Regions from separate parts of the Mus musculus genome. Here region 2 is linked to region 1. Evidence: chromatin loops called from intact Hi-C (ENCODE). Cell type or tissue: gastrocnemius. All regions are shown on one strand. Each heading gives the region's core, and the rest is flanking DNA. Links, peaks and the distances in the headings are about the cores only. Region 1 has its middle 1.5 kb from the start of Fgf18. Region 2 has its middle 49 kb from the start of Fgf18.

Region 1 (2,804 bases), core at 140-2,639:
CCGCGCGGCTCCTCCGGAGCGCTGCGCCCTCCGAGCCGGCGCGGGGGCTGTGGGGCGAACGCGGTGCGGGAGGAGCCCGGCCGGTGCGGGGAAGCTGGACTGAAGCGGGCGGACGGGAGGGCCGTCTGGACGTTCGCGAGACGCGGGCTGCGGGTTCAGTCCAGGGGCAGCATGCACGGCGGGTGCTGCGGCAGAGGCGCCGCAACCGGGACGCGAGGCTAGCGGGGCCGGGGTCAGCGCTCCGAGGCTGGGGCGCGCATCTGCAGTGCGAACGCGTCACGGCCGCTCCGTCTGGGCGCCCGCCGGCTCATGTCTCCTCCTCTGTGTCTCTCCGGCCGTGCGCATCGCCGCCTCCCACCGCTGGCGGCGGCCGGGGCGTTTTCTACGCGAGGGCGGCGAGGGGGCGGGGGGCCAGGGGCGGGTCCGGGCCCGCGCCGGCACAATGAGGATGCGGGGCCCGGGGGCTCCCCCCTCGGGGCGCGGCCGGACGGGCGCTCAGCGCGGCTGGGTGCGCCGCGCCCACATCAAAGCCGGCCCTGCCTGCTCGCCTGCCTGCCGCGGCCTCTCCGCTGCCTCCTCCTTCTGGCGGCTCAGGGTTGGAGGGGAGGCACTCAATACTGTCGGCAATGGGACTGGCCGTTCAGCATGGCAGAACCCACGAAGCTGGACCTGGTGAGCGCTGGAAGCCGTCGGAGCTCTCCGACACAAGGCTAATATTGGCCGAATGGAGCAGGCGGGGTTCCCAAAGAATGCTCACATTTGCTGTTCATATTCACATCCACTAGAGTTGGGAAGCAAGGGGAGGACAGACGAGGCCCGCCCGGTGGGGTGACTCAACTGAAAGGAGTCGTGTTTACCCTTACCCTTAGGCCACGCAAGATAGTGGCTTTTCCCAGACACACGCACCACCACCACAACCACCACCGTGGGATGACTACGCTAAGTAACGCCTTCTTCTGTTTTGCCGTAGGAGATGGCAAAGTCTCAGGGGCGTCTCTCTCCCTTCCCCCGCTCTGGGACTCTAAGGTCGGTTCTAGGGATTCCAGCTGCGTTCTCTAGTTAGGTGACCCGGGTTTTGGAAGCACACGGCTACCACCTAGCGGCTCAAAAATGTCGCTGTAACCTCGCCCCTGAATGGCTACATGCCTGGGAGTAGCCAGGACTCTGGTCAGCGCTCACTCCAGGTCCTCTTCAGTTCGCAATCTAAGCAGCTAGTTTTCCTGCCCTTGATCACCAACCCTGAACTTTTTCTGTCCTTCCATTAACCCCCAAATGTAGATATTGTTGTCAGAGGCCTGCCTCATTCTGTCTAGAGCCTGGGTCAGCCAAGTTCTGCTTTGGACTGATGCTAAAACAAACAGGTCACAGTGGGCAAGAAACTAGAGAACGAGCTCAAAATGCAAAACTCAGGAATTCGGATTATTTGATTTAAAGGCCTTGTGTCCGTAGCTGTGGTTGTTATTCCCCGTTCGCTGGAGCAAAGTGAAGAAGGTGCTGCTCGGTGGTGTTATTTCTCAAGTTATAGAAACATAGTATTTGTTCCAAGGACCAGACCTCCCTGTAAGCGACTTTCAGTTCTTTTTCAAAGTTGAGGCTAAGGGGGCAGTATTAAAAACAAATCCTGAAAACCTTTGCGAAATCGAGTTGTTGAGAGAATTGTTGCATGAAAGGAAGTTGATTTTATGTTTATTGTCTGGGCTGCCTGAACTAGCCTTGCAAAGTTACTAGTAACTTCCTAAATTCTGGAACCAACCAACCAATAGAGTGAAATGACAAACCACAAATAGGGCTGAACCAAAAAGTGGTCTTGCTTTACAGACTGGCACACGTGTATCTGCTGACATGTTTCATGTATCTTCTGGCTAAAATTAATTTTTTCCTATCTGCACTTTATTAGTTTTTCATTACTTTTGAATACAATGGGTAACTATTGTCCCACCTACAGTGGTTTGATGACCTCAGTCATCACACAAGACAGTCCCAAAAATTTGGTGGTCTGAGGACATTAATTCAAGAATCAAAAGTTCTGGTGCTGGGGGGTGTAGCTTGGTAGACTCACAGTTCAATTCCCAACACCCACTAGAAAATGGATAGAAGCATTCAGCTCTATGTGATCCCAGCCACTCAGGTAGAAGCTGCAGATCAGCTCAGGCTTATGCTTGGGTTCAGCCAGCTAGTGGTCCACCTGGGTGCTACATAGGCCCTGTCTCAGAAAAGGGATAGGGGCTACTGAGCTGGCTCAGCAGTTGAGTATTTGAGTACCTGCACATGTGGCATAGTTAGTCCTAGACTTGAATGTTCTTCCTTGCCTGCCAAAAGACTTGAGCATACAATGAGATGGGGCACATTATAAAGACAAAGGCAAACTAATAGCTATAATCCCTATCTTTTCATATTTCTCAATTTTGTGTAGAAACCAACCTTTTCTTAGAGTTGAATCATCAAAACTCTGTTGAGTTCAGTCACTTAAATTAGGTCACTTTTCAATTACACCCTGAAGCCCAGTTAAGCGTTAATATACATATTGAATGACTTTTGAAATGTTCAAAATGGCACTAAGTGCTAACTTGAAACTCACTCCACTGCTGTTTGTGGTCCTATTATGTTGCCAGTCCTGAGACAAGATACGCCCCCCCCCCCAAAAAAAAAACAGTGGGGGGATGGCAATAAGATGTGTTCATAGGATTCAACTTTAGCCCATGTTAAGACAGGAAATAATCTAACCAAGTTGTTCTTTGACTTCCACATGTAGATTTTAACTCATGTGTGTACACACACCCCACATGCACACTAAATCTCCAGAT
Region 2 (2,804 bases), core at 249-2,748, 51 kb before region 1:
TGTGCCAAGCTCACAGAAACTTGGTTTCCTTCTTCCCAGAGAAAGGAGCTAAAAATCGGCCTGAGCACCAACCAAACAGCAGCTTACTGACAGTCCCTGAGAGGCCTCGTTCAGATGTCCAGTGTCCTAGAAGGGCCCCAAGGCTAGGCTCTGCTTGGCGGTCCTTCTCCTGCGGTGTCTGCTGAGGCTGGACCCCACAAAGCAGCAGCAGAAACTCATACACCTGCTGTTTCCTCTAAGGGCTTTCTTCTTTTCTTTTCCTTCCTCTCCTCTAACGGAATAACTAAAACTCCTTTATTGTAGTCCCAAGAAAGATTCCAACAGAACACTTTTTAAGCCTCTGATCACACCAGGCTTCATGATGTCCACTGAACAAAGCAAGACAAAGACAACATAAGACCTACAAGCAGACGTAAATACTAAATGTGTGGTGGGATCAATCTCAGTCTGCACCAGAGGCTTCATGAGGAAACACCTGTTTGAGCAGGGTCCGGCTAAGCTCGGACTTAGCACCACTGACTTGGGCACCCTGGGAGACACCCGCTCATCCTCTCTACACTTCTATTTAAAAGCACAAACATGCACTTCTCGGGATCCTTTGAAGACATTGGTGTGAACTTGCTCAGCATTGGTCCTACTGAATGCTTGTATGCAGCATCAACTGGGACCACCCAATGACATCCTCTTACTGCAGGGAGTCGGAGACACGGCAGCTCCAGATAATCATCCCCAGCTCATGGGAGAAGCTAGAAAATCCAGAGAATGGACCTCTGTGAAGGAGCAAGGCGCTCCTGTCAAAGGAGAAGCTCCTGAGAATTAGGACCTTTGTCCCACATCAACTCCCCAAGCCAGACTCGGTGCCACGCAATCGTGGAAGCTCCTCTGGGATAGTGCACTGCTCAGAGGGAAAGTGGAGATCTTAGTTGGGACACTTGACAGAGAAAATGATAGAGATTATAGGAATATAAACATCTGTCCTCCAAACCATCCAAGCCTGGGCTTTCAGCTATCTTGGCTGATCATGGTCCCATCGTCGTCGTCACTGGAAACTCGGTGGCCTTGGTGAGTCATTGCTGCTCCTCTGGAGCTCAGTGTTGAGAGGGGACACAGTACTATGATGTCCCAGAGGTATGGAAGGAATTAGTTCAGCGCACAGAGCATAAAAGTACGCAATAAAGGCTGTTCTTGCATGCACCTGGGGTAAGCTGCTTTGTTATTTTAGTCAGGTTGGGGATGTGCGCCCTCTAGTGGTAGAGCCCCTCCCAGTGGTGGTGCAGAAGCTTTCTGCCTTGGGGGGGAGGGTCGAAAAGGGACCACAGTAGATTAACTCTTCCAGAAGGGCTTTCCGAGGGCGAGAGCTGAGTTCCGATCCAGGGCCACAACAACGGAATCCAGGAGTGGTGATCTGTGTACATAGAGAGACAGTACAAAGTTTGAGTCTGGACCACTGGAAACTCTAGAGAACTCTTCACGAAGGAACAAACCATGTTAACTAGGGAGGAAGTCATGAAGGCTCCAAAGGCAGTACTTACTCTCCTTTTCTCTAGTAGACCCTCACCCTCTCCACCCTCCTGTTCTGCTTGAGTTGTACAGACCAAGGTCCACAGGAGTCATAGGACTCGATCCATCAACTCCCAGAACATCGGAAGCACTTGGACTCTAGAGCCATGCTATGCTTTCTGCCCTCCAGTGCAAGGTCAGCTTAGCCTAGCAGGCGACAGAAGCCGGGATGTTTCCTTGAATCACAGAGTAGAGTTTCGAAGAAGGAGAAAAGGCAGCAGGCGGAGTTCCCAGGGCTGGAGCCTTGCCTGGCTGGTCCCTGGGCTCAAGGAGGGTGGGAATGACGCAGCCTGGGCCCGGCAGGTCTCTAGAGTACCATTCGCCGGGAATTTGCAGGCAGCAACAGCCAGGAGGACTGCGGGGCTCTGGGAAGGACAGCTGATCCAGTCCAGGCTGACTCACGGGGGCTTTGTGTATGGGGCACAGCCTGTGCTTAGCATCCTGTGTAGTTGGAATCCGAGAGACACCCCCACCCCTACCCGTGCACACACATACACCACCACAGAGAAGCACCCTGCGCCAGCAGAGTGGGTGTACCTAGGGGTGAGGAATAGAAACTTCCTCAGCAAAGAAGGGTCAATTTGGAACAGAGAAATCCCTAAGGACTCATGGGAGGGGGTGGCAGAGCAGGAGGCCAGGCGCAGCTGTGGGCTGAGGCCACAGACTGGAGGCTGCAGAGACAGACCTTCCCTGGACAGGCCCCCTTCTAGTGCCATGTGTCCTAGAAACCTTCTAGCAGGGTGAAGCTCACAGGATACTCGACATGTTTTTGTGGGATCACCCAGAATACAGATGACGATGAAGCTGACACTGAAAAGGAAGAGGCTTCAAGCTCTTGCGCCATTTCTACCCAGCACAACTGTCCATGGCTGTCCTGTGAGGTTCCTCTGAGAACCAGACAACTGTGATGAGGAAGGAGAGTCTGTCATCCTCTAGACCCAGACATCCATCTTGTACCCCAGCTAGCAGCAACCACCAACCTAGAGTGTCTCCCCAGACTGTGTACTGGGGCTAAATGTATCTTAAAGCCATGCACGGTGACAGGAAGAAAGCAGTCTCAAACCCCAGCTCTGCCGTGAACTCACTGTCATTTACATCTCAGCTGCACAGTTTCCTGAAGTGACAGGTATTGTCCTCTGCAGAAAGCATTTATGGAAGAAAACAAAAACCGCTGCCATTGGTTGAACCCTTTGAGACCAGCCAATGTTTAGTTGCTCTGACCACACCCACTGCTGGGCTCTCGG

Evidence for each region. Hi-C counts contacts between places; a loop is a spot of excess contacts. Peaks named below come from ENCODE experiments on the same cell type or tissue, not always from the same donor. Only the 100,000 strongest peaks of a DNase experiment are listed, where the experiment ranks them.
Region 2: it touches region 1 in a loop (2.4-fold over the local background); 5 of 42 quality-filtered maps call a loop at or near these places.

The regions. Positions count from the first base shown.
Region 1 is chr11:33,147,463-33,150,266 of GRCm38, forward strand. No RefSeq gene overlaps it. Among named protein-coding and RNA genes, the nearest start is that of Fgf18, 1.5 kb to the left of the region's middle. RefSeq lists promoters at 1-2,804, 1-698 and an enhancer at 513-543. In gastrocnemius, for the core only: a CTCF peak has its summit at 1,105; DNase peaks (open chromatin) are centred at 163, 600 and 1,066; H3K4me3 peaks cover 974 bases; H3K27ac peaks cover 687 bases.
Region 2 is chr11:33,096,794-33,099,597 of GRCm38, forward strand. No RefSeq gene overlaps it. Among named protein-coding and RNA genes, the nearest start is that of Fgf18, 49 kb to the right of the region's middle. In gastrocnemius, for the core only: a CTCF peak has its summit at 1,249 (motif pointing left); a DNase peak (open chromatin) is centred at 1,247; H3K27ac peaks cover 999 bases.